Linked DNA regions of Homo sapiens: region 2 is linked to region 1. Evidence: chromatin loops called from intact Hi-C (ENCODE). Cell type or tissue: HCT116. All regions are shown on one strand. Links, peaks and the distances in the headings refer to the core of each region. The heading gives the core; the rest is flanking DNA.

Region 1 (9,183 bases), core at 3,531-6,030:
TTAGTCAGGAGTTCGAGACCAGCCTGGCCAACATGGTGAAACTGTGTCTCTACTAAAAATACAAGAATTAGCTGGGTATGGCGGTGGGCACCTGTAATCCCCAGCTACTCAAGAGGCAGAGACAGGAGAATTGCTTGGACCTGGGAGGCAGAGGTTGCAGTGAGCCGAGATTGTGCCATTGCACTCCAGCCTCAGCAACAGAGTGAGACTCCACCTTAAAAATAAAAGAGAGAAAGAAAGAAAGACAACTGAGTTTTTCTCTGTCCATATACAGAGCGCTGTATATTCGGGTATTCAGTATTCAGTATTATTGAGGTATAATCAACATATTATAAAATTATCAAAGGGCATAGTTTGGTGATTGTCAGTAAGTTTACGTAGTTGTGCAACAAGCTTCAAAGCATTTCTATCAACCCAGAAAATTTGCTCACGACCATTGGCACCTGTTTTGTTAAATTTATTCTTAAGTGTCTTACTATTTTTTATGTTATTTGGAATGAAATCATTTTCTTAAGTTATTTTCTATTGTTTGCTAATATTTAGACATACGACTGATTTTTTGTTTATCAATCTTGTATTCTGTAACCTCGCTGAACTTGCTTATTAGTTCTATTAGCTTTTTGCTCTGTTTTTGTGTATTTCTTATGATTTTCTACATTTGGGATCATGTTGCCTGCTAATAAAGACAGCTTTACTTTCTCCTTTCCAATTTGCATGCCTTTAATTTTTTATTTCTGCCTTGTTACCTCGACTAGAGGCTCCTATACAGTGTTACGTAGAAGTTGTGCGAGTGGACATCCTTACTTGTTCTTTATCTTAAGAGGAAAGCAGTCAGTATTTCAGCATTGGATATCATGTTAGCGCTGGTATTTGTTTGTTTGTTTGTTTATAAAATATTCAGAACAGGTGGAGGAAGTTCCCTTCTATTCCTTGTTTGTTCAGCGTTTGTATTGTGAATGGGTATTTGTCTTGTCAAATGCTTTGGCTGAATCTACTGAGACGATCATGTAGATTTTTCCTTTGTTCTACTAACATGATGTATTACATGGATTCATTTTCAGGTGGTATACCAACTTTGTCTTCTTTGGTAAAGCTGGATTTCCGCTAGCTGAATTTTAAGCTGGTAGAATTACTGCCATGGTTTATGGCATTTTTATATGTATTACTTTTTTATATGTTGCTGGATTTGGTTTGCTAATATTTTGTTAAAGATTTTTCTATCTATATTCACGAGGAACACCATTCTGTAGTTTTTGTTTCATGATGTCTTTGGATAACACTAACCTCATAGAATGAGTTGGGAAGTGTTCCCACGTCCTCTATTTTCTGAGTAAATTTGAATAGGAACGTTATTATTTCTTCCCTAAATATTTGAGAAAATTCACCATTCTGGGTGATTTTGTTGTAGGGGTTCTTAGGTTAAGCACAGAGGATTAAGCACAGAGGGGCTGGCTCTTGGGGGCTGGAAGCTACAAGCCTACCTGGTATTTTTTTTTTCTGTGTGTTTGTACCCCACCTCAAAAAGAGAGAGAATGAAAGAAAAATTTGTTTACTGTGCCTCCACCCCACACTTGCTGATGTCTCTAGGACTTTGACATATATTATTTGTATTTTACTGTGAGCGAATTTTAGATGTTGTCTTATAGGGGCAGGTTTTGATAGGAAGAAAGTATGAGCACACTAGGCCACTGCAACTGAGATGTTACCAGGAAAGAAGGGGCATAGGACTGCGAGGACAAATTACAATTTCTTCATTTTACTCATAAACAGTCACGTCAGGCAGAGTCAGAAAGCAACCTGCTACCTTTTGTGAAACTATGGGCAACTCGTGGCAGTAGTTTAGCCAGCTTAAAATCCAGCTAGTGGATCAGCAAGATCTGAAGTTTGGGACCAATTATTAAGACTGAACCTAAAAAACAGGTTGAAAGCCACCATTGGATAAGGACTCTTTTCAGATTTCACCAGGTCAGGAATATTAATATTTTCTGTCAAATCTGTCCACAGATATTACTATGAACAGAAATCGCTGAGGTCTACTGACCTTTGAGATGTAAATAAAATGCAACTTGACCATAATCCAGGTGAATTTAGTACGTGTGGAGCCTCCGAACTTTCCTGTCTTTCTTTCTAGAGCAAGGGTAAACAAAGATTTTCTGTAAATGGCCAGATAGCAAATATTTTCAGCTTTTCAGGCCATACAGTCTCTGTCACAACCACTCCATTCTGCCATTGCAATGCAAAGCAGCTAGAGGAAACATACCGAGATGAGTGTGTTTGTATTCTAGTAACACTTTCTTTCTAGAAGTAGATGGTGGGCCAGATTTGGCCCCTGGGTATAGTTTTCAGATACCTGTTTCAGAAGATGAAGATGGTTCACTACTACCTGCTGTCTTAGTCCGTTCGGGCTGCTATAACAAAATACCACATACTGGGTATTTCTTTCAACAATAAATTTCTATAGGCAATATAAATTTATTTCTCACAGTTCTGGAGGCTGGGAAGCCCAATATCAAGGCACCTTTAGAATCAATGTCTGGTGAGGGCCTGTTTCTTGGTTCATAGATGGTATCTTCTTGCTGCATTCTTACCTAGAGGAAGGGATGAGGCAACCCTCTGGGACCTCTTTTTTTTTTTTTTTTTGAGAGTCTTGCTCTGTTGCCCAGGCTAGAGTACAGTGGTGCGATCTCGGCTCACTGCAAACTCTGCCTCCTGGGTTCAAGTGATTCTTCTGCCTTGGCCTCCCGGGTGTCTGGGATTACAGGCGTGCACCACCACGCCTGGCTGATTTTTGTATTTTTAATAGAGATGGGGTTTCACAATATTGGCCAGGCTGGTCTCGAACTCCTGACCTCATGATCCACCTGCCTTGGCCTCCCAAAGTGCTGGGATTACAGACATGAGACTCCACACCTGGCCAGGACCTCTTTTGTAAGAGCACTAATCCCACTCAGTGAGAGCTCTGCTCTCATGATCTAATCACCTCCCAATGGACCCATCACCTAATATCATCACACTGGTGATTAGATTTCAACATATGAAATTTGGGGGAGTTCAAGCATTCAGACCATAGCACCTGCATGTCTCTGGTTCTTAGCCCTTTCTTCTGCTGAATTATTTCAGTTTATTGGACATTTTATCATCCCATGAATCTCTCTCTGTTCCATGGGTTTTAAGGCTAAAAATGGAGCCCAGGCAGCCTGCTTGGAAGCTTATTTACACTGAGATCCACTCAGGCACCTATGCCTAACCATGAGATGTATCCCTTTTTGGTAACTTGCTTGGCATACTCCAAACTGTTATATAATTCTCAGCTGACTCACCCTTTGCAGTGTGGAAAACAGGTTGTACCACCTTGTGCTAAAGGAAGCAGGAATGAAACTGATGTCTTCTCAGCAAATTCTTGGAGTAGGGGGGTAGACAGATTGGGTTCCATATATTACTCTATAAACTAACAGTTGTCAAGCTAGTACTTCAGATTAGGCTGGTCTGCTATCAAGTTGTCTTCTTTAACTGAAAAAGTATGGGTTACTCTAACACTTGGAATGCAAAAAATGTCACATTTCCCCATTTTGCTAAATTATATTAAATATAGATTGAGCTTTTTATTTTTCAAGATTGATGAGAACTTCAAACTTAGTGATTTTCAGAACCCTCATTATCTACCTTGGGCTAAGGACCTCAAGATTTGGGGGTACAGGATGATGGAGGACAACAGCATCATTCCTCAATCTCTGTTTACTTGTGGCTGCCACAGCCCATGTTTCAATGGCTTGTTCACAGATGGACTGCTCTCTGGCAGTTCCAATTTTTCCAGCCACACGTGACTTGGAGACCCTCATCAGAGCTTCCTAGGTCACAGGACACAGTTCTTAGTCCTCTCAGCAATAAGGGGCTGCATTTTAATGGCGCTGACCTATGTCACTTGTGCACCCTAAGCCCCTTTTTCTCCTCAGTTGAAGAGTCAAACCAATTTACCAGTAACCTAGTTGTTCCCTTCCCAAATATTAAATCAGCAAGCCTCCAAAGCCTTTCTTTTTCAGGTGATCCAGTTTATTTTTATTTCTTTATTTTTAATTTATTTTTAGAGATGGGGTCTTTCTCTGTCACCCAGGCTGGAGTGCAGTGGCAAGATCATAACTCGCTGTAACCTCCAACTCCTGGGCTCAAGCAATCCTCCCACCTTAGCCTCCTGAGTAGCTAGGACTATAGGTGTTCACCACCATGCCCAGCTGATTTTTAAATATTTTGTAGAGGCAGGGTCTTACTATGTTGCCCAGAATGGCCTGAAACTCCTGGCCTCAAACCATGCTCCTGTCTCAGCCTCCCAAAGTGTTCGCACCACTGCACCTGGCCTCAGGCAATCCAGTCTAATATTCTTGTTGGGCCCAGAATTTTAAAGGCAGAAATTGTTTGTCTCACATAGTGATTTGTTTTGTTTTAATTAAACTTCAATACCTTTAGACTGGACACGTAATCTCCAGTTGACAATCTCCACCACTCTCTATTATCTTACTCCAACTAGTTTTCTTTCTTTATTGCCCTTACTGTCTAGTCTTGGAAGGGAGGTGGAAGAATTACTTTAGTTTCTTCCTTAAGAGTTTATAGTAAGAAATGATACAATTTGATTTCTCTATAGAGTATTTTACTACATAAATTTTTGAACAAACCACTGTGTTATAGAGTCTATTTATTCTAGCCCGCTTGCTCTCAAGGTGTGGCCCATGAATAAGAAGTCTCAGTATCTCTTGGGAACTTGTTAGACATGCCAGCCCCCACCTCAAATCTACTGAAATAAAATCCTGGGTGTGGGCTCCGCAATCTGCACTTCAACGAGCCCTCTAGGAGATTCTGATGCATGTGCAAGTTGAAGAACTCCTGTTCTAGAATGTCATATGCTTTGGGTACAATAATCCATAGAGAAAGATCTGTCATTTAGAACTATTGGTAACTCCTCAGGTAAGTCCTTAGTTCTCTGTTTTTTTCCTTCCATACTCTCTTGGAGTGCATATTCTCTCAAAATTTTAATTGATGCCCTCTTGTGGCTATGAGAATTCCCAGGTATATCACTATATCCCAGATCTATTATTTTCTTTCTTTCTTTTTTCTAAATCATTGTTTCATTCCAGGAAAACTCAAATTTAATATTCTGACATTATTGGAAACTACATTCGTCATTTGTACCCCATAGCAATTTATCTTCCCTCTTTTCCTCTTTATCATCAGTGGGGAAAAGTAAGCTGAATGAGTCACTTATCTCAGGTGAAAAACTTAAGGGGGCAATAAAAAATGTCAATAATCAAGACAAATAATATTTTAACGAAATTTTTTAAAGTTAAGATTAATGCAAGAAAATCCGCGATGAGCAAAACTAATTTTTTTTTTAAATAGAACTAGTAACCTTGCTATGCTAAGTCATATTGGAGCTTAAGGCAAAAGGAAAAAAATCAGTAGTATTGATCCTGTCTTTATTTAAAACTTTGATATTTTTTATCATGAATATTTTTGCATATATTTTATCTTAAAAATATTGCATTAAAATACTATCTATCCTGATTATTGTGTTATTTGGTGCTGACTTAAGTTTTATGCCCAAGACAAGTCCTCACCACATCACTGAAGGTTAGAGCATCAGTTTTTCCTGTGCCTTGCATACAAACACAGCTCTTTCAGGAAGGTGCCCCTTACTCTTCTCTGTACAAGAAATCTCTGCTGATTACAGATGGAGCCAGCAGGCAGGAAAGAAAGTTGATTGCATTCAATGATTTGAGAGACACTCAAAGATCACCTGACCCATTAAACTAATTTCCCTCTCCATTAGGTTATAATGGCAAAGTTGATGGTTTGGTTCAAGAAGAAACAAAACACATATTGGTTTCAAAGGGAATACAAGGGAAAATCTTGGGTGTCATAGGTCTCTCTTATATTTGTTCATAAAGTGATTGAGCTCCTGGAGAATAAGTTCCCAAGGAAGAGGAATGTTGAAATATTAATAGAAGGTAGGAGTTCAGGAGAAGACAGGGACCACCGCTTGCCCATAGCTGATGCTTATCTGCACATCGTCTGTTTAGCAACCGCACACTTAGTGTATACTAAACAATCTTAGACTTGCTCACAGGCTGCTTTGTAATTAGTCTCTGGATGAATCACGTGGGTACATTTATCTTCTCCAATTAGACAGTGATTTTAATTTCAGAAATCATGTGTCCTCTCTTTGTTTGGATCCTATTCTTTGAAGAGGATTTTATTAAGGAGCCATTCCAGAAACTTTGTCTAAGTTACATCTGACTTCATTCATTCAGTCTTTTGTTTATTCTGTTCACACACAATACACTTGAGACCAAATAGAATGGAGTAGATATTGAATTAAGTAACTAAGCATTAAAAAGAATTAAAAGCCCAGTTGCCTTCAGTGTTTATTAATTGCTGAGAGCTACATGGAGACAATTTCTACTCTCCAGGAGCTTCTAAAGCAGCGAGTGGATGCCTCCAATACAGATATACATGAATAGCATATATAAAATAACCCAAAACTTTAAACCTACGTATCAAAGCAAATTGACAGTTAAATCACATTCTTAAGGCATAGCAATATTTATTTCATATATTTCCAAACCTAATGTTGCATGCCCCTACAGCCAAGCTCATGGGTCTTTGAAGATGCAAACAGTCTGAGTACAAATTCACTTTTCATGCAAAAACTCCAAAACACAGCCGGCAAATGTGCCCTTCATAAATCATCAAATAGTTTCTTCAGTTGTAATACTATATGAATTAAAATTGTCAAGACTGTTTTCCTTTTATAGCAGTTGATTCAGTATCTTTTAAAGTCCTCAAAGCTGTCAGATTTCTACAGCTTGAACTTCAATAAATAAACTTAGGTTTTCTTTGTATTTAGAGGTTTACAAGAGACTTTCAAGCTCTGACATGTTTAGAAAGTTACCTTAGTAGGTTGAGATTTTATTACTATGATAACTTAACAAGACAGAGGTCTTAAGAGTAATTTCCTCTGTGACTTTCAGAAGAATTTACCATTTATGACTTGAGAGCACTGTCTTACATAAAAACTTATATTTTGGGAGATTATCTTTCAACAGAACATTTATCTCTCTCTATTTTTTATATTCTAGAATGCACTTACAAGTGTATTGGACAGAGAGAGTATCTTTTGGAACATTTTTGCACTGGTGAAAAGTTGTTCCGCTTTTGTAGGCCTTCGTGCCATGAAGTCAGTGAATATGCCAATCCACGCTGCCTGGTTTAGCAACAGGTGAGGAGGAAACTCCACCTCCGTGAAGACTTGTTTGTATTGAGCTGATGAATGGCCATGTGAGACGCCAACAACTGAGGGAAGAAAGTAATTCCCATGTCAACAGGAGTCCCAGGGACTTACCAAAAAAGTCACCTCTATAAACGTCTTCCAGAGGATAATGCCCATTTCCTAAGTTCACCGGGACTTGGGGACTCACCACTCTGTGGTATAGAGACCTCACTGCAGTTGACCTCCAAACCTGTGGGGCACAGAAGAAGAGACAGGTGTAGGTAGAACAGGATATCTGTTTTTATGTCTCTCCTGGCTACAGAAGACTCAGCAAAAGTGTACCTGGATGTCCAACACAAGGGAGGGCTCATAATGGTATTATGCCTCCACCTTTTGTTACTGTGAAGGCCATGACCAGATGGGAGGAAGGTACCTTCTGATGACATTACTGTCCTAGAGAACATTTGAGTAGGTAAGAGGAAGATGCCATGGTCTTCAATATTGTTTTGTACCATAGTATATATAACAAATCATGAAGCAAGTTAGAGTGGTATGAAGTTAACAGGAACTTTTTATTTTGAAAGTTTTAAAATGATCACCAAGAATTATCACAGTAGAAATGGGAGAGAAAAATTAATATATGTATATTAATTTTATAATCTACTATGTAATGTAATAATCTGTATGTGTGTGCATGTTTGTGTGTGTTTTGCTTTGTTCTCAGCTATTTCTCTGACTGTTGTCCTTTTGGGGTTTATCTGCTCCCACAATACCTGCTGAGGATGAGTCAATCCTCTCTCAGTTGGATATAATTTGTAGCCACATTATCCTGTCTAATAGGAGCAAAAAGCAACCAGAAAGATTTCCTGAGGAATTGCTGGCACATGCAAATGGGAAACTGGTCATTTTAATTTTGGTTGTCATGACGTTTCTTCAATTACCTCATTGACCTGAATCATCACACTTCTTTACACTGTTTTCAGCCTTATTGTCTGGAAAATACAGACTTGTTTTCTTATTTGGATAGCCTAAGGAAAAACCATGAGCAAGTCTGGGTGTTATGGTTCTCCCAAGTGTTACATACATGCAGAAAATGTCATTTGAAGTTTTAATCTAAAAGAGTATAACTGAATGCTAGTCAAACATTCACTGGGTTTATTTCTTTGCCAAAGAGTCAATCCTGGCTGATATCTTCATTTTGTAAATTGAGAAAGATATACCTATAAATGACAAATGTGGAGGGTACCAAGCACATAAGGCTAAGAGAAATAAAATATAAATATATTCATGTGAAACCTTCTGGAAGGCATGGAGACAAACACAGGTATGTTATATAAAGTAATCTGTCCTCATTTCTCCAGGTAGAGGCTTAAAAATGCTATTCATCATCTTCACTATAGCTGAGATAATTTGATTAATAATAGCTATAATTATGTATCAAAACATAAAGAAGAAAAAGAATAGTCAAATATTTGCCATCACTATACAGTAATTTGTCCTTAGGAAGACATTCAGTATATATTCTAGCTCTTTTTTTGATAAATAGAAAAGATTTTGGTAGACATTAGACTAATACATGAACCAATTACTGACACATAAATATATGAGAAACAAATTAAAAATATAAAACTTGTTCTCACAGGAAGAGACAAGGCATGGTTTTTAGTAATGAAGAAAGAAATAATTAGTCCTGATTGATATCTACAAGCTCAACTCATTTCATAAAAATTAGCCTGTGGGGTGGTACTAATAGGAAAATAAATGAAATCAATAATTACAGTAATAATTATCTGCTTACATTAAAATGCATATGAAAAAATATTTAAATTTCTTTTCTCATCAGCTGGTCTCCAGCATGCATGGGTAATGAATGGCGTTTACCAAACTTGTTGCTGGTGAAAATGTGGACAAATATAAGCAGAACC
Region 2 (9,183 bases), core at 2,467-4,966, 480 kb before region 1:
GATACAGCAGCCTCCCCACCCACGGGCTCCTTAGCAGCACTCTACCAAGGGAGTGATTTTCCCCTAGGTAATTAAAGATCTGTTTTAGATAGGGATATGAATAGGAACATTTCATTATCATATTAACCAATTACAGGATCTGCTGATGAAAATCAACATTTAGATCAAATATTGAATGTGAAATTGTTTTGTTTCAGTGGATACAAGGTTTTGCTTAGAACGTTGTGTTTAATTTCTCATTGAACTGTAAACAAGAAAAGACACTGAAATAGCCAAATAATATTTTTATATTACTTTTGAAGTATCTAGTCAAGAAAAGAAACCTGTGCAATATTTTAAAGGTTTGCATCGTTTTTTCTATTAAAAAAAACCACGCTTTTTAATGTTTGTGACTTAAACAGAATTGAGGTAGTTTGGCAACATTTCAATACTGTACTCTAATTGCAAACTTAACTGTGTAATGGGGCAGGGAATCCTGCTTGTACAGGGGTGATGGTACCTTGTTATTGCATCAGAATGGAATGTTTTAAGTTTGCTTTCTTTTTTATTCTTGATTTGCGTCTTTCACTTTTGGGGGTGATTGGGGGAGCAGTTTTACCAGTTACACAGAGTTTCATAAGGTTTTGGTCAACCAGTTATTACACAATCGACAAAATAAGCCTGATATGTTTATAAGCAACACTGAGGAGTTTGCCCTAGTACCTTACACAGGGATTGGGGGAATTTTTAGTAGGCGCCGATTGTTCGTTCTTCCCGAGATGGTGAATCAGGTGGATTATGCATTTTATATCTCTTCTTTTTTAGACAAGATGTGAAATGGAGAAGTATCTGACACCTCAGCTTCCTCCAGTTCCTATAATTCCAGAGCATAAAAAGTATAGACGAGACAGTGCCTCAGTCGTAGACCAGTTCTTCACTGACACTGAAGGGTTACCTTACAGTATCAACATGAACGTCTTCCTCCCTGACATCACTCACCTGAGAACTGGCCTCTACAAATCCCAGAGACCGTGCGTAACACACATCAAGACAGAACCTGTTGCCATTTTCAGCCACCAGAGTGAAACGACTGCCCCTCCTCCGGCCCCGACCCAGGCCCTCCCTGAGTTCACCAGTATATTCAGCTCACACCAGACCGCAGCTCCAGAGGTGAACAATATTTTCATCAAACAAGAACTTCCTACACCAGATCTTCATCTTTCTGTCCCTACCCAGCAGGGCCACCTGTACCAGCTACTGAATACACCGGATCTAGATATGCCCAGTTCTACAAATCAGACAGCAGCAATGGACACTCTTAATGTTTCTATGTCAGCTGCCATGGCAGGCCTTAACACACACACCTCTGCTGTTCCGCAGACTGCAGTGAAACAATTCCAGGGCATGCCCCCTTGCACATACACAATGCCAAGTCAGTTTCTTCCACAACAGGCCACTTACTTTCCCCCGTCACCACCAAGCTCAGAGCCTGGAAGTCCAGATAGACAAGCAGAGATGCTCCAGAATTTAACCCCACCTCCATCCTATGCTGCTACAATTGCTTCTAAACTGGCAATTCACAATCCAAATTTACCCACCACCCTGCCAGTTAACTCACAAAACATCCAACCTGTCAGATACAATAGAAGGAGTAACCCCGATTTGGAGAAACGACGCATCCACTACTGCGATTACCCTGGTATGTGCTCTTACCTGGTTGAAGCATCAATAGATGTAGTGTGTGTGTGTGTGTGTCTGTGTGCGCGCGCGTGTGCGTGTGTGCACGCGCGTGCCCTTTTCAACCTCATGGCTTTAAATAGGAAAGTTGTACTTGACAGTAAAAAAAAAAAAAATTACCTTTTTTTTTTTCTCTATCCTATCTCTGTGCTTTAACTTTGGTATGTAAACCAGTTAGTTGTCTGTTGCTTATGTTATGCATCAAAAACTTGGCTAGAATATTCTGGAAAAAGTTCCCTTGGATTTTTTTTTCTTTAATATTAAAACAGATTTGAATTTCTAATACATATTATTTCGAGTTAGGCCAGAGTTACTTTAAAATGGCAATTGAATAAATTGCAGTTTTTAATTCTAAATTAAGTGCCCCAGAAAGAGATTAAAGTAGGGTGGGGGAAAATAAGGTTTGGTGGTGAAGTGGAGGTTGCAGGCAGCTAGCTTGATGTTAGGTACAAGACTGTCTACAAGACAGATTTAAGAATGGTTTTGATGGCACGTGAGCATATGCTCAGTTTTGAATGACATACATGGCCCAAAGTATAAGTTGAAGACAATACATGGAATATATTTACAAGTTACTGGGAAAGCTAGTTTATGATTAATACATGGCAAAATTTATTGACTCTGATACATGATATGGCATGACGTGCTAAATGAAAAAAGAAGAAATGTGGGAGTACAGAAAATTACAGTCATCTTGGATAATGGCTTAGTACTGTCAGCTCTAGAGCCATTAAAATTTTTAAAAAAACATATAGCAGCTCTTAATACGGAAGTACAGCACCTACTGGAATATAAACACAAATTTTCCATTTGTAGTTTGGCTTGATTATCTGTATTCTTTCCTGTTAAAGTGATACATAAAACAAATCACTTCATGCCTTTAATAAGGTAATGGGGGAGGGCTCTTTAAAACTTTTAAAACTGAAGCTTCAAATAATCTCATCTAGCATGAGAGATTTCTTCTTTAAAGCCAGATTTTAAACACTGAATCATCAAATGTAAAGATTTCAAAAGGATCTCCAAAATGACATGCTGTTCTCCTTTATTTTAGGTTGCACAAAAGTTTATACCAAGTCTTCTCATTTAAAAGCTCACCTGAGGACTCACACTGGTATGTAATTTTCTTGTTAATTCTGTGAGTTGTGTAAATAGTGTAAGTGGTATTCATCCTTTTAAAAGCTAACACGTGTTTGATCTCTTCTCCTGTCAACTTTGTTTTTTTTTTTTTTTTTAAATAGCCTACCTTTTCAGCACAGGCTTGGTTCAGAATTCAGTTCCATGAGAAATCTGGTTCCAGGAAGGCCGGTGATGTTCCCTCACTAAGGCCTTCTTGCCCTGTCACCGCTCAGAGTTGATTACCCAAAAATGTAAACAGCGATGTTTACTAATGGATTTTAAAACTTATACTGGCAGTGTTTTGAAGGAAAAAAAACAAAACAAAACTCATTTTCTTCCATAGCAAATAATTTTGCTCTGAGAAAGCCATTTTAAACTCTTAAAAACTTTCCCATTTGGAGTGTACTGCATAATTGGTGAAAACGTTAGTTTCACCTCTAGGTTAAAATATCTGTGTTTAGTATGTTTTCTGTGCTTGATGAAAGGTAGTGCTGAAATTGCAGTGTTAAAATCAGGTGGTCAGAAATGGGTTACAAGCCCCAGCCTAAACTTGGTATGTGTGAGAGACTTGATCTTTATTCTAGCTTACATTCATTCTTGTTTACATATGCTTTTAAGTTTAGCTCCTCTACTTTTGTATTTGCTTTGTTCAATCTATAGCAGTCACTTTTTTTGAGATGGAGTCTTGCTCTGTTGCCAGGCTGTAGTGCAGTGGTGTGATCTCAGTTCACTGCAACCTCTGCCTCCCAGGTTCAAGCGATTCTCCTGCTTCAGCCTCCCGAGTAGCTGGGATTACAGGCCCCCACCACCATGCCCAGTTGATTTTTGTATCTCTAGTAGAGATGGGGTTTCACCATGTTGGCCAGGCTGGTCTCCAACTCCTGACATCTTTATCCACCTGCCTCGGCCTCCCAAAGTGCTGGGATTACAGGCGTGAGCCACCGCGCCCGACCAGCACTTTTAAGAGCTTTTAAACTTTAAAATTATATCAGAAGCCATTTTAAGATGAAACCAGGTGGCATACTTTAAAGGCCCCCCAAATACTCCAAATATTGTCAAATATATAGATGGTTACTATTTGCGATTTTCTTAAAAGAGCAGCCCTAAAGAAAAGAACTTATATAAAGTGATTGTGTTTTTTTCCCTCAATAAATACAGCCTTACCTAAAGTTCAGAGAATAAGTTTGCTAATAAAAGCAATGACCTAGCAAAATGTATTATTCCATCATTGCTATGGAAACCAAAGTATTCAACAGTTCCTTTGAATGGGTTGTTGGATTAGTGTGAGGACTTGAATCTCCCGAGGCTAGATGTTACTATGGAAATTGAGTTTTGATAAATGAAGTAGTTATCTCTAACTGCTGCATTAAAAAGTAAAAGCCTTTGAACAAAGGTCAGTGCTGAGGTAGAGCCCTAAGAGGAATATGGTTGCAGACATTTTGTATGCATGTTAGGAAGCATTGCTTGATATCCCAGTGATAAACACTACTTACTAAAATCCGATGACAATGTTGTAGATTCCAGGGCTTTTTGAGAAACTGCTTTTAAGGAGAAGGCATCTTATGTATTTATCTATGAAATGAGCGGGCTGTTTTGGCCTGAGGTTTTTGCATGGAGACAAACTGATTACATAAGAGGAAGGATCCTTCATAGGCAGCCCAAGGTAGAAATTTTTATAGTTAAACACAAATGAATTAAGCATGTTATAAAAACTCCAACTTAAAGTTTTCAAAATACAAATGACAAGTGCCAGGAAAATATTCCATGTAGAAATACCAAAATGTCCTTTTACAGAATATAAATGGAAATATAAAGACATTTGAACTATTGTTTTTTTCACTTTTGGAAGTCCTTGAGAGATAGGAGGGAACACATTTTCCTGGGTTTAAAGTCTCCTAATAAAAGAGCACAATTGCATATAACGATGTAATCAACTACTTATTGCAGGGATGTAGTCAAACCCATATCTGAATAGCCTTTCACCCCGTCAGGGTTTAGTGCCCTGAATGCTTATACCTGCGATTCAGGAACTTGACCTGCCGGCAAATACATTTAATCGTGGGTTGTCTTAACAATGCTTGTACTAATAAAAACAGACTGAAAAGAAGACCGAGACCTGGTTTGGGTCCCTTGCATCAGCTTTTTCACCTGACCATAAACATTGTGGCCTTCAACATCTAATGAATGAGAACATGTAATCCAGTTTAATAAAGTTTTGTTTGATAGTCTTTCAAATGCCTTGGGGAGGGTTTGTAGCAGACTTGTTCATCTGGCTAAACCTGTTCTTGGGTAATCATAGAGCATTGAGGTTGTTTTCTCCTCATTTCTCATTTCTAGACAATGCCTTTTAAAATTACCTGTTCTCTCATTGCATCCTCCCCACCCTGCCCGCCTGTTGTTTTTAAATGAATGTATCTGAAGCCAGCAAAGGTGTTTTTTTTTTTTCTTTCCCTTTAAGGCCCAGGTAGAACAGTTAGGACAGTTTTTCTAAATTACTTCTCTTATGTAATAGCTTTTTTTGGTTTTCTTTCTGTCCTCCTCCTCCCTCTCGGACCGTTGATCAGAGGACTTTAAAAACCACACAACAGTTGATGACATAAAATACTCTTTAAATGATTGTCGTTTTACAGGCAGAATGTGAAGCACCCTAGCATTTCTTTGGAAAATAATTGTAATTGCTTTAAAATGTCAAGTTACCTTATGTTTTAAAAATAATTTAGGCAATGAAAACAGCCTACATCTGAGTTTAATTACTTCTTCTGGATTTTTAGATTGGAAGTGCTTCTTTAACTTGGGTTGCAAATTGAACCTAAGCAAATAATAGTCTTAACAAAATAGAACTTTTTAAGTAATCTGAGATGACAGAGTAGATGATATATCAGTTTCTTAAACCAGAAGTATAGCATTCAAGTCTTCTAAGTTCATATACTTTGATTTCTTTATCAGGAAATCGCATATAAATAATACAAAGTTCTGTCTTCTTTGTGTGATTAGACAATACTGGAAACATTTGCTTCTATTCTAGGGAATAATTATATTTTATTTATATCTGTACATACATAGTATAGCATAAGGCCTGTAGAAGCACCCCTTATAGATGTGGATGTTCGCATGTATTATTTGTAGTATGTGTGTGTATACATTTATCATGCCTTTGGTGAGAAATAATTATGGCTGCTTCTAGGTAACAATGTCAATGAGTGGTGTATTTCCAATTCAAAATATTTGTACTTTTAACAGCATTTAAATGAACATTGTACTGAAATTTGTATGCCTCATGATGTCTACAAGGGGCGGAACACATTGCTATTACTCTAAAGTTGCTCCCAAGTATACTGTTTTGTCTTTATAAATCAACATGACTGATAAACTGTCTATTGCAACCAGTATTATATGCTCACATACCTTACTTTTTTCTTTAATATAATGAACATTTAAAATAATGTCTAAGTTTGCAAAGGTTTGAGGCAAGTTGAAATCAGTAGGAAAATATATTGACTGTATCTTCAAACAAAAATTTGTAGAAATTTAAAAAGTTCTTACCAGAGAAAAAGTTCTGAAAAAGTAAACCATGAACTCAACACAGATGTTTGAAGTCCTAGCGGTTCCCTTCATGTGCGTGGATATACACTTAACCTTAGAGAATATGGAAAAGCTGTTGGGAAATCAGGGTACGGTAACGTTTCTAGATTTTTTCTTTCTTTTTTTTCCCCCGTTTCAGCTATCTGGAACAGGGCAAGAAATTAGCATTTGTACAAAGAAAGTCTTTGAACAACACACACTTGGCTCAAGTATTCCTCAGACCCAGACTCCATGCATTGGACTCTGTGTGTACTAAGTGATCCCAGAGTGGCTTACTGGAGATTGACAATGGAAAAGGACAATTTGAAACACGCCCGTAGGAGAAAATGGAAACATTGTACAAATAACATAGGAACACAAAATTCACTCTTCTTTTTTTTTTTTTTTTGAGATGAAGTCTCGCTTTCGTCCCCAGGCTGGAGTGCAATGGTGCGATCTCGGCTCACTGCAACCTCCACCTCCCAGGTTCAAGCGATTCTCCTGCCTCAGCCTCTCAAGTAGCTGGGATTACAGGCGCCTGCCACCACGCCCGGCTAATTTTTGTATTTTTAGTGGAGACGGGGTTTCACCATGTTGGCCAGGCTGGTCTCGAACTCCTGACCTCAGATGATCCACCCGCCCCAGCCTCCCAAAGTGCTGGGATTACAGGCGTGAGCCACCACGCCAGACTCACAAAATGGACTCTTAAAGCACTGTGTTCAAGATTCCCTGTTTAGGAAAGATTTCCACATTAAGTCCTGGAAAGATTTTTAGTGGAAGCCTAGTTTGTAAAGGGGTTACATTCCCATTTTCTGCCTTACTGTCTTTTGCAGAAGACTTTATTGCCTACTGACATGTGTAGTAAGATGTTATTAGTTATACTTCGTATAATCTGTACTTGAGATTTGCTGCTGAATATATTGACTTTCAGTTTGGGTACTAAAAGATCCTTAGATATGAATTTCTTTTCTAGGGCCTGGCACAGTGGCCCACACCTGTAATTCTGGCACTTGGGAGGCCGAAGCAGGTGGATCACCTGAGTTTAGGGGTTCGAGACCAGCCTGGCCAACAAGGCAAAACCCCATCTCCACTAAAAATACAAAAATTAGTCAGGCGTGGTGGCACATGCCTGTAGTCCCAGTTACTCAGGAGGCTGAGGCAAGAGACTCGTTTGAACCCACGAGGCGGAGGTTGCAGTGAGCTGAGATCGTGCCACTGCACTCCAGCCTGGGCAACAGAGTGAGACTCCATCTCAAAAAAAAAAAAAAAAAAAAAAATTCCTTTCTAGGTCTTTGCTCCAAAGTCATTTTTCATGGAATATATTAAACATAGCTTTTGGTTTTAAAATCTCGATAATATTTGGCTGGGCGCGGTGGCGGCTCACGCCTGTAATCCCAGCTCTTTGGGAGGCGGAGGCAGGTGGATCACCTGAGTTCAGGGGTTCGAGACCAGCCTGGCCAACATAGTGAAACCCTGTCTCTACTAAAAATACAAAAATTAGCTGGGCATGGTGGCACATGCCTATAGTCCCAGCTACTTGGGAGCCTGATGCAGGAGAATTGCTTGAACCTGGGAGGCAGAGGTTGTGGTGAGCCAAGATCATGCCACCACACTCCAGCCCGGACAACAGAGCAAGACTCCATCTGAAAAAATAATAATAATAAAAAATAAAAAATCGATAATATTGACAATAAAGATATTTTCATTGCAGGTACTTACTAAAAGCAACATTCAGTGTTCTGAACATAAGTTACTCTTCTTTTTGTGGAACTGTGGGAAAAGGGTAAAAGGCTTTTTAGGAAAACTGTATACAAAGGTTTTCACTCTGGGCCTTAATGGATGGAGATCTTACAATGTGAATCGAGAAATAATAGTGGTTAAATGTGTAACCTGTTTTATTGGTAGAGATAACACAGGCAAAATCTTTTTTGCAGGAAGAGATTTAGGACTCAGTGGTTTTTTGAGTCTCTATTTGAAAACTATTGCAGAGGAAGTATCACATTTATTAGCCTTTAGTATTAGATTTTATTAAACATTCTTTTCATTCTTTTCCATTTTTTTTTCATTTGCAGCTTTGAAATTTATTTTGTGTATTGATAATTTCAAACAATTTTTTTTTAAAGTAGTAGCTTAAGAGACTTGCTGGTTCAGACCCCAGGAAAGGTATTTATGAGCATGAAAGCTTAGAAGCAATTTCTTTTTAATGACTCACTGGGAAGATTAAACTTTGCTTCTAGGACTTGTTCTTTCTTCTGAGAAACATTTACATAGGAAATTGATTAAACATTGTTTAGAGATGATAAAGCTTATCAAAAGTTAAGTATAATTTGATTCAGCAAATATTTTTTACTGGTTTTGTGGAGAATCCAAAGATGAATAATCTCTTCTTGCCCTTTTGTTCATAGACTAAATAGAATTGCTGGAGTGGAGATAGAAATAATTAGTCTTGAAAGTAGAGAGTAATGTTTTTAAAAAATAATAATACAGTCACCCAAGAATTTGGCAGATATTTTTGGTTCTATAGAATGTAGTAGCTGTTTACTTGATGGCCTACATCGTTTCTAGTGAAAGATTAGAAATAATGTCCTACTTTAGTAAAAGTATCTCCGTAGCAGCATTCCTAGTCTGTTAGCCAGTATTATTTATATTCAAGGATCTCAAACAACAACTCTTATTAAGGATAAGTTACAGTTTTAGAAGTGCACAGTAGGTAACTTTTACCTAAAAATATCTATATAGAAGAATAAATTTATTTTTGGCTACTTTATGAAAAGGTAAACCTTTACGAGT

Evidence for each region. Peaks named below come from ENCODE experiments on the same cell type or tissue, not always from the same donor. Only the 100,000 strongest peaks of a DNase experiment are listed, where the experiment ranks them.
Region 2: a loop joins it to region 1, with 2.0 times the contacts of the local background. A loop is called at or near these places in 4 of 110 quality-filtered maps.

What each region holds. Positions count from the first base shown.
Region 1 is chr13:73,539,334-73,548,516 of GRCh38, forward strand. It overlaps LINC00393 (long intergenic non-protein coding RNA 393), which reads right to left. Exons shown (of 4, transcript NR_184171.1): 3 at 7,467-7,508; 4 at 6,568-7,341. Among named protein-coding and RNA genes, the nearest start is that of LINC00392, 20 kb to the right of the region's middle. In HCT116, for the core only: a CTCF peak has its summit at 5,018 (motif pointing left); no DNase peak of the experiment used is centred there.
Region 2 is chr13:73,061,057-73,070,239 of GRCh38, forward strand. KLF5 (KLF transcription factor 5) reads left to right here. Exons shown (of 4, transcript NM_001730.5): 2 at 805-1,678; 3 at 2,768-2,827. Among named protein-coding and RNA genes, the nearest start is that of KLF5, 6.6 kb to the left of the region's middle. In HCT116, for the core only: no CTCF peak of the experiment used is centred there; no DNase peak of the experiment used is centred there; H3K27ac peaks cover 359 bases.